Linked DNA regions of Mus musculus: region 2 is linked to region 1. The links are chromatin loops, found by intact Hi-C in ENCODE. Cell type or tissue: gastrocnemius. All regions are shown on one strand.

Region 1 (4,000 bases):
CATCTATCAACACCTTACAGTGCTTTTGAAACAGATCATACGTTTGCCAAACATCACACATATGAAGGCGGTGAAGTACTAGGGAGCGGTTCTCTAGTGAAGCCTGCGTTCCTCCAGTGCCTTTGGTCTTTTTGATTAAACGATCAGTGAGTCCGGAACTGTTTCTGGGGTACTTTTGAATACAGGCCGCATGAGCCCTGAAAGAACTCTTCAGACGACACTGTTCTCAATACCCAGATAAACAAGCTATGTCAGAGGATTCCTTTCTGCTCGAAGCTTAAGAAGTACTTCGGAGACGCCCCAAACGCAATCCGGAAGAAAGGAACTTCCGCCACACACAGGAAGGGTGGGCTACAAGGAAAAACCGAACCGGAACCGGAGGGGGACTACGCCAGCCTACAGAGGAAGGTGTCCGGAAGCGCCGGGGGACTACAGTTCCCATAAGCCCGCGGGGGCAAGGTGCGGGGCAGGCGTCGAGACAAAACGGACAGGCCTTGCCAGTCATTTGGCTATATCAAGGTAAATGCCGACATCGCGGCTCCAAGGGAAGAGTGACTTATAGTTCGCAACTAGATTTTTACGAGTAATCTTCCCAACCCATCCTAAACCGACAAAACTGACGTTCCCAGCGGGGCGTCCTTGAGATTTCCAGGCCACGGCACTCTACGCCTGCGGGGAGCTTCCTAAGTGCCTACAACGCGGGCATTACGTTGTTCACCGACCATCTCCATCCCTAGCCTCCGGCGGAGCTGGACGTGGCTGTGCCTGTCTCCTGGGCCTGGAGAGTGGGTAGTGGAGGTGTTGCGCAGCAGGCCGCCACCGCTCACCTTTGCTCTCTCCGCGGCCACCCTTGGGGCCAGACGGTGAAAGCTGTCCCAGACTTGGGGGCCAGGGCTAAGCCCTTCCATCCTTGCCCTTAATCCTCCCTTTCTCCCCTTTAGCGTGTTGTATATCCACAGAAGAGGTCAAGTGCCTTCTCCTAGGTCACAGAGAGTAAATGTCAAAAGAAGTTTTGAAGCCACTTTTATGATTCACTCCCTTCTCCGGTTTAACCCCGAGGCTAGGCATTGAGGACCACCGACTCTTGTGTTTTTCTTTTCTTTAAACACTAGCGGTATCCAGGGGCCACCTTTAGGACCTGGCATAGAATCCTAGCGCGTCACCAGGCTTGCTGTCCTCAGCCCGAACATAAACAAGCACCGGGTTCTCCACAGACCAACCCCAGCCGGAGCGCCTTGCAGCCTCTTTTCCCCTCCTCTGAGAACGCGCAGCCCGTGCACGTCACCGCGGCGGAGCGGGTGGGTGGGGTTTGCTGCACGGCGGCCGCGGCGGCGGAGGCTAGTGGGTCCTCCGGTGACTCTGGGGCGGGGCTGTGGGGCGGCTGCCCACCGACGGCAGAACTTCTCAGGAATGGGGGGTGTGATTGGTTGGCCGGCATCTTCCGGGTGGGAGAAAGGGTCCGCTATCACGGGCGGCTCAACCTCCAAGGCCTGCTGCTAGAGATGCTCTTCCTCGCGGTGAGTTGTTTGGCTGTTTTTGTTGGCTGGGATGTACTCTTAGACACGCCCCACGAAGGAGGAAGGAACCGGGCCACCTGAGTTGATGTGGCCTTGATTGGGCAGGCAAAGGGGAATTGACCAGCTATGCTCCTGTCATTAATCCGCTGCTGCGCTCGGTGTTCAGTTTCATGCAGGCTCTTGGGGAAGCTGGTGCTGCTGCTGCTGTGTGATTACCGCGGACAGACCTTGGGACCGAGGCCGGCGCTGGCAGCTGGAGATGGCGGACACACCGTCAGTGTATGAAACCAGATTTGAGGCGGCCGTGAAGGTGATCCAGAGTTTGCCGAAAAATGGTATGTGCAGTGGGCTCTAGGTAAAAGACCTTTTCCAGCTGCTTCTAGTCTACCTTATTTAGCGCCCCCTCTCGCTCTGTCATTAAAAGAAATGTAATTGAAAGAAATGTAATTGAAAGAATGGTATTGAATGCTAATTAATTACCGCTGATTTTTGAGGCCAAAGGCGACGTATTATCTAGGTTTTAAGTAGTTTATATTCTTGAGAACAAGTCTTATCACTTAATGACTGTGGATTTGGGAAAGTTAAAAAACAAAAACAAAAACTGGGGAGGGATGTCTGGTGCTACCTAACTCAAAAGTGTAATCCGAACCTTCAGAAACTTTGATATGAAGCGGAAAGGAAAGGACAACTATATTCTCGTGTAAAATGATTATTTTGACTATGATGTGTCAGGTACGGTTTTCTTTGTGTGTATCCTGGCAACAGCTTGTAAAACTTTTTATAATTTTGTCTGACCAGTGTTAAGGATTTTTTTTTCCATCACTAAATTTTTTTTTCAGTGTTCTAAATAGAGAAGCTTGGGAAGAGAGACTTTTACTTTGAAATTTTATATCCATTTGCATTGTGATTTACTTTTCATAATAAATTAGATTAAAATTATCTTAAGCATTTTTATTGTGTGTGCTAGATTTGTAGGCCAAGTCAAACATAACATTACTATATTTGTATAGTATTTAATGTCTTCCCACTTTTCTTTTCTTTTTCTTTTTTTTTTTTTTTTTTTTTTTTCGAGACAGGGTTTCTCCGTGTAGCCCTGGCTGTCCTGGAACTCACTTTGTAGACCAGGCTGGTCTCGAACTCAGAAATCCGCCTGCCTCTGCCTCCCAAGTGCTGGGATTAAAGGCGTGTGCCACCATTGCCCAGCTATCTTCCCACTTTTCATGTATCATCATTTGGCTAAAAAATTAGTAGTAAGCATAGTTCATTCCAGTAAGAAATTTTCCGGAGGCATAGTTTTGGAAGCTTGTAGGGCATGTGTTGGCATGTACAAAGCCCTTATTTAGTTCCTGCACACCTTCAGAATCAGTGGCACAGGCTGCTTTGCGATGCCAGCTTTCTTGGAGGATCAGGAGGGCTGGAGCTTTGATTTGGCAGTGGATCACTTGCTTACTGTGTAGAAGCTCTAGGCTCCATGGTGTTGTCTATGTTTCACTTTGTATTGGAGGAGAACACAGTGAAGACTAAAGGGTAAGTCCAAATAAGCTGAAGGAAGGAAGGAGTAATAAGACCAGTGTGGTGATGGATGCCTTTAATCTCAGGACTCCAGAGGCAAAGGCAGTTGGATCTTACGAGTTCAAGGCCAGTCTGATCTGGATAATGAGAACCTGTCTCAAAAAACAAAAAAGAAAATAGCATAAGAACTCAATTAGACATTTACTAAAAAAATTGTTTTAAATTTTATTTACATTGGTGTTCTGCCCCCAAGTATGTCTGTGTGAGAATGTCCGATCCCCTGGAACTGGAGTTACAGTTATGATCATGAACTGTTATGTGGGCGCTGAGATTTGAACGCAGGTCCTTTGGAAGAGTGGCTAGTGCTCTTAACACTTGAGCCACCTCTCCAGCTCCAGATATGGAGATTTTTTAAATGTTCCACTAGGAGTATTTATAGGAAGGTATGATTTCAGAATTTCATGTAAGTAGTGTGTTCACTTCTCTAAGCCCTGCATTTGATATATCTTTGAAAATTGATGTTAGACCCAATCTTTCTATTCTTACTACTTCATTATTTTATATTCTATGTATTAAGAAATCTATATATAATGGAATGCAGGCTACCCAGTTTGGGTTACAAAGCAAGATCCAAGGTGTTTTGTTTTGTTTTTTGTTTTTGTTTTGTTTTTTTTTGTATTGAGAAATTAAGATAAACTTGTTAAATGGACCTTGCAACAGATGTGGTGTGCTGTGTCTCAGTGATAGAGGTTGCCAGGGACCTTGAGTTTAATATTCAAAGAAAAAAGGGTGGGGGCAGGCCTGGCTGGATGACAGAGTAGGCATTTAGCAGGCATGAAGCTATCAATAATAGAGACAACCCCCCTCCCTGTGGAAAAAGACAAAAAGGCACGTGTGCTAGTCAGCACTTAATGCACTGTCCCTAAAGCTAACTGATATATCTGAACAACATCTGCTACAATGATGCTAAA
Region 2 (4,000 bases), 120 kb before region 1:
CAGCCAGGGCTACACAGAGAAACCCCTGTCTGGAAAAAACAAAAAACAAAAAACCAAAAAAACAAACCAAAACAAAAAAAAAAAACAACAAAAAGAAAGCAAGCCAGGGGAAGCAAGCCAATAAAGAACATCCCTCCATGGGCTCTGCATCCCTACCTGCTTCCAGACCTGCTTCCAGTCCTGACTTCCTTTGGTGATCAACAGCAATGTGGAAGTGTAAGCTGAATAAACCCGTTCCTCCCCAACTTGCTTCTTTGTTATGATGTTTGTGACTAAGACAGATGCATACTACTTTAACTATTGATTTGTAAATGTAAATATTCCCGCTAAACCCATTTTTTTATATTTCTAAAGTTACATGTAATTTTCTACTATATGTGACTAATATATGAATGATTTTATTTTTCATTTATTCTTAACAGTATTTTTCTTAAAATACAAATCTTTAAAACATTTATGATGGTCCAGAATTATTTTCTTCCCTAAGAAAGATGGCTTGCCTCATTAGTAACTCTAACTTGGTGAACTAGAGATTTGAAGTACTGATTGATTACCACCATTTATTAAGTTAACCAGGTAGTCTTTTCTCATTCCAATACACTGTAGTATATGAATTCAACAAGCCCATTTCCTTCCATTTTAGCTCTGCAACAAAAATCACAGTATGGTGATTATGATCTCCATAGTTTATCGAAGCTTTAAAATATACTGAAAAAATATAATTAAATACTATCAAAGTCAGCTTCCAAACGCTGACACCATTGCATACACTAGCAAGATTTTGCTGAAAGGACCCAGATATAGCTGTCTCTTGTGAGACTATGCTGGGGCCTAGCAAACACAGAAGTGGATGCTCACAGTCAGCTATTGGATGGATCACAGGGCTCCCAATGGAGGAGCTAGAGAAAGTACCCAAGGAGCTAAAGGGATCTGCAACCCTATAGGTGGAACAACGTTATGAACTAAGCAGTACCCCGAAGCTCTTGACTCTAGCTGAATATGTATCAAAAGATGGCCTAGTAGGCCATCACTGGAAAGAGAGGCCCATTGGACTTGCAAACTTTATATGCCCCAGTACAGGGGAACCCCAGGTCCAAAAAGTGGGAGTGGGTGGGTAGGGGAGTGGGGGGGTGGGTATGGGGGACTTTTGGGATAGCATTGGAAACGTAAATGAGGAAAATACCTAATAAAAAATTTTAAAAAAAGATAACTAGCAAAAAGGATCAAGTGATTGCAAAAGATCAATTATTAAGAAAAGCTCCATAGGTAATTTAACTTCGGTAATACTCTGGTATCTAGAGTCACAGGGTGATGAGATTCAGTCTTGTAGACTAACAAAAGCCTAAAGCATTCATATCTTTGAGCAGAATAAAAAACTACTTCAAGTTCTTAGTTCCTCTAATGCAAACAGCTCAGAAAAGTACTAAAACACATTGTGTTTGCTTTCTAGGTTTCCTTTGTAAGTGTAAGGGTCTCATGTCAATGTACACACTCCCTCATGTAATTTCTCTCACCACTATTTACCATTAATAACTTGATGTTGATTCTATTATTCAAACTCTCCCTTTTATATCTACTGTGAAGGCTTTCTGGGATTTGTCTATTAGTTTAATACAGAGACCAGTATCACATCGGCATATATTAGGTTAAAGATACAGTATCAATAAGAACAAGGCTTTTGAAATAGTCATGTCATAAACTTATTAGCCAAGTTAAACAGGTTTCATTATCTTGTCATCATGAAAGTGGTTATTAAAACTTCTAAATGTAAGCATACTGGTTTACTTGACACAATCTAGAAACATATCTGGGAGGAAGGAATATGAATTGAAAAAAATGTCTCAGTAAGATTGGCCTGTAAATCTGTAATGCATTTCTTGATTGATGTGAGAGGCCTCAGCCCATTCTGGATGGTGCCACTCCCAGGTCTTGGATGCAACTCAAAAGAAAAACAAACAACAAACCAGGCTGATCAAGCTAAGAGAAGCAACATTCCTCTACAGCTTGTAGGTTTCTGCCCTGACTTCTATTACAAGCTGTATGAAGTAAGACCTTTCTTCCCCAGGTTGATTTCAGTCATGTTGTTTTACCATAACAACAGCACCCTTAAGTATGACAATAATCCTACTAGATCTTGTCTGCCCATGGCAGAAGGCTGAGAAAAATCACTCCACACACCAGGCTAATGTAAAATTTGCAATAATCCTCCTGCCTCTGCCTCCTGGGTGCTGTGATTTCAGGTATATGATAAATCCTGCTAAATTAACTTGATTTACACACACACACACACACACACACACACACACACACACACACACACACAGACACACACCCCAATGGCATATCTAACCCATCACCATTCCTTCTTTATATTTATGTATTTTAAATTTTATTTTCTGTGATGAGTATTTTGTCTGTATATCTATATCTGAACCACAGGCATGCCTGGTGCCAGAAGTCAAACACAAGAGTTCATCAGTTCTCCTAGAACTATAGTAATAGATGGGTGTGTGTTGTGTAGGTGCTGGAAACTGAACCTGTAAGAAATGCCCTTAACTCTAAACCATTTCTCCATCTCTCCACTACCAATTTGTGTAAATAAAGTTTTACTGAACACACTACATCTACATCTACATCTACACACACACACACACACACATATAAACTTTGAGCTACAAACCTGTTGAGTCAATATAGCAAGCAAAATCTAAATCTAAACTATACCCAGTCTTGAGAAAAAAAAAAGGAGACAAGAGGGAGAGGGAAAGGAGAGGGGAGGGGCAAGGTAAGATGTGGGGACAGAGGGAACGTTTAAAATCATCACTAAGATCATAAATAACTGTTAAGTCATTTAGCTCAATTTTGTGCCTTAAATGTTTGATCTATAAAACACAGGCAAGCAAGTTAATCTGAAGCTAGAAGCATACATGGTTTGAAAAGATGCATCTAACAATTTAAATTCAAAGTATAAAGAAATAGTCTCCTTTTCATACTCCTGAAAAACACAAAGTATACATAGTAAGAGCTACCACCTTGACTGGTAAGACAGTTACAGGTAAGAAACACTGGCTGAGACATTTTTTAAAACAGTAATAAAACTCTAATTAGGTTACTGTACTTTACATCAACCCATGAAAATAGTACCTCACCTTTCTCAATATAGTTCTTGGGAGCCCATGCAGGGTCCCCATCTGCATATGGGTCACTATACTGAACTACTGCAGCTTCCTCATCTTCATAGTCCACAGGAGGAGGTGGCGGAGGAGGCGGAGAGTCATCAAACATGGGAATGTCATCTGGTGGAGGGGGTGGTGGTGGAGTTGGGCTATCAGCAACTAAAAGGATTCAGAAAGTAATGAGTCTAAAGGAACAATTTTAAATTAACAGAATTTAACAATTCTAACTCATATAGCATGCACTATATAAAACATGCAGTGATTAGAAGTAAAAGCTGGGTGTGTTAAAGTTTATACTACTTTTAATTTTAAGCACAATTTTTGCAACAATAAAATGAGATAAAATAAGCATATAAATACTACATTAATGAATGTAAGAGGATACAGTATCTTCTTTCATTAGAATTACAGGAGTAAAGAAGTTTCTTTATCCTAAGTCTCAAGTGAAAACAAATGCTCCCCTTGCTCGGCCTTGTTGCCCGAGGGGACTCTGTCATGGAATACCCCTAAGTTTCTTATAGTAGAGGTCTGACAGTTTTTACGATGTATATAGTCAGGCCTGCAATTTTGGCTTTTGGTAGCTTTAGTGCCCTAGAAACTACATCACAAGTGGACCTATCTTTTATTTGTTGTTTTAATAAAGAGTAAAGCCAAGTTGGTCATATCATGTTTAAATGTTTTGTGTAGGGTTTTGTTTGTTTGTTTTCTGTTTTTACTTACGTTTTAACAAACATAAAAAATAATTCCAAATGAGAAGACTGCATGGAGTATCTTTAAACAAATTAGTTATATTCACAGTCAAAATTTAATGAAGAAAGGAAACT

What was found. Peaks named below come from ENCODE experiments on the same cell type or tissue, not always from the same donor. Only the 100,000 strongest peaks of a DNase experiment are listed, where the experiment ranks them.
Region 2: a loop joins it to region 1, with 2.0 times the contacts of the local background. A loop is called at or near these places in 1 of 42 quality-filtered maps.

What each region holds. Positions count from the first base shown.
Region 1 is chr2:23,067,768-23,071,767 of GRCm38, forward strand. Acbd5 (acyl-Coenzyme A binding domain containing 5) reads left to right here and starts at 1,305. Exons shown (of 14, transcript NM_001355637.1): 1 at 1,305-1,517; 2 at 1,684-1,852. The coding sequence starts at 1,503. In gastrocnemius, a CTCF peak has its summit at 1,880; DNase peaks (open chromatin) are centred at 416, 1,308 and 2,872; H3K4me3 peaks cover 2,462 bases; H3K27ac peaks cover 2,510 bases.
Region 2 is chr2:22,943,427-22,947,426 of GRCm38, forward strand. Abi1 (abl-interactor 1) reads right to left here. Exons shown (of 11, transcript NM_001077190.3): 10 at 3,150-3,335. Among named protein-coding and RNA genes, the nearest start is that of Pdss1, 50 kb to the left of the region's middle. In gastrocnemius, no CTCF peak of the experiment used is centred here; no DNase peak of the experiment used is centred here.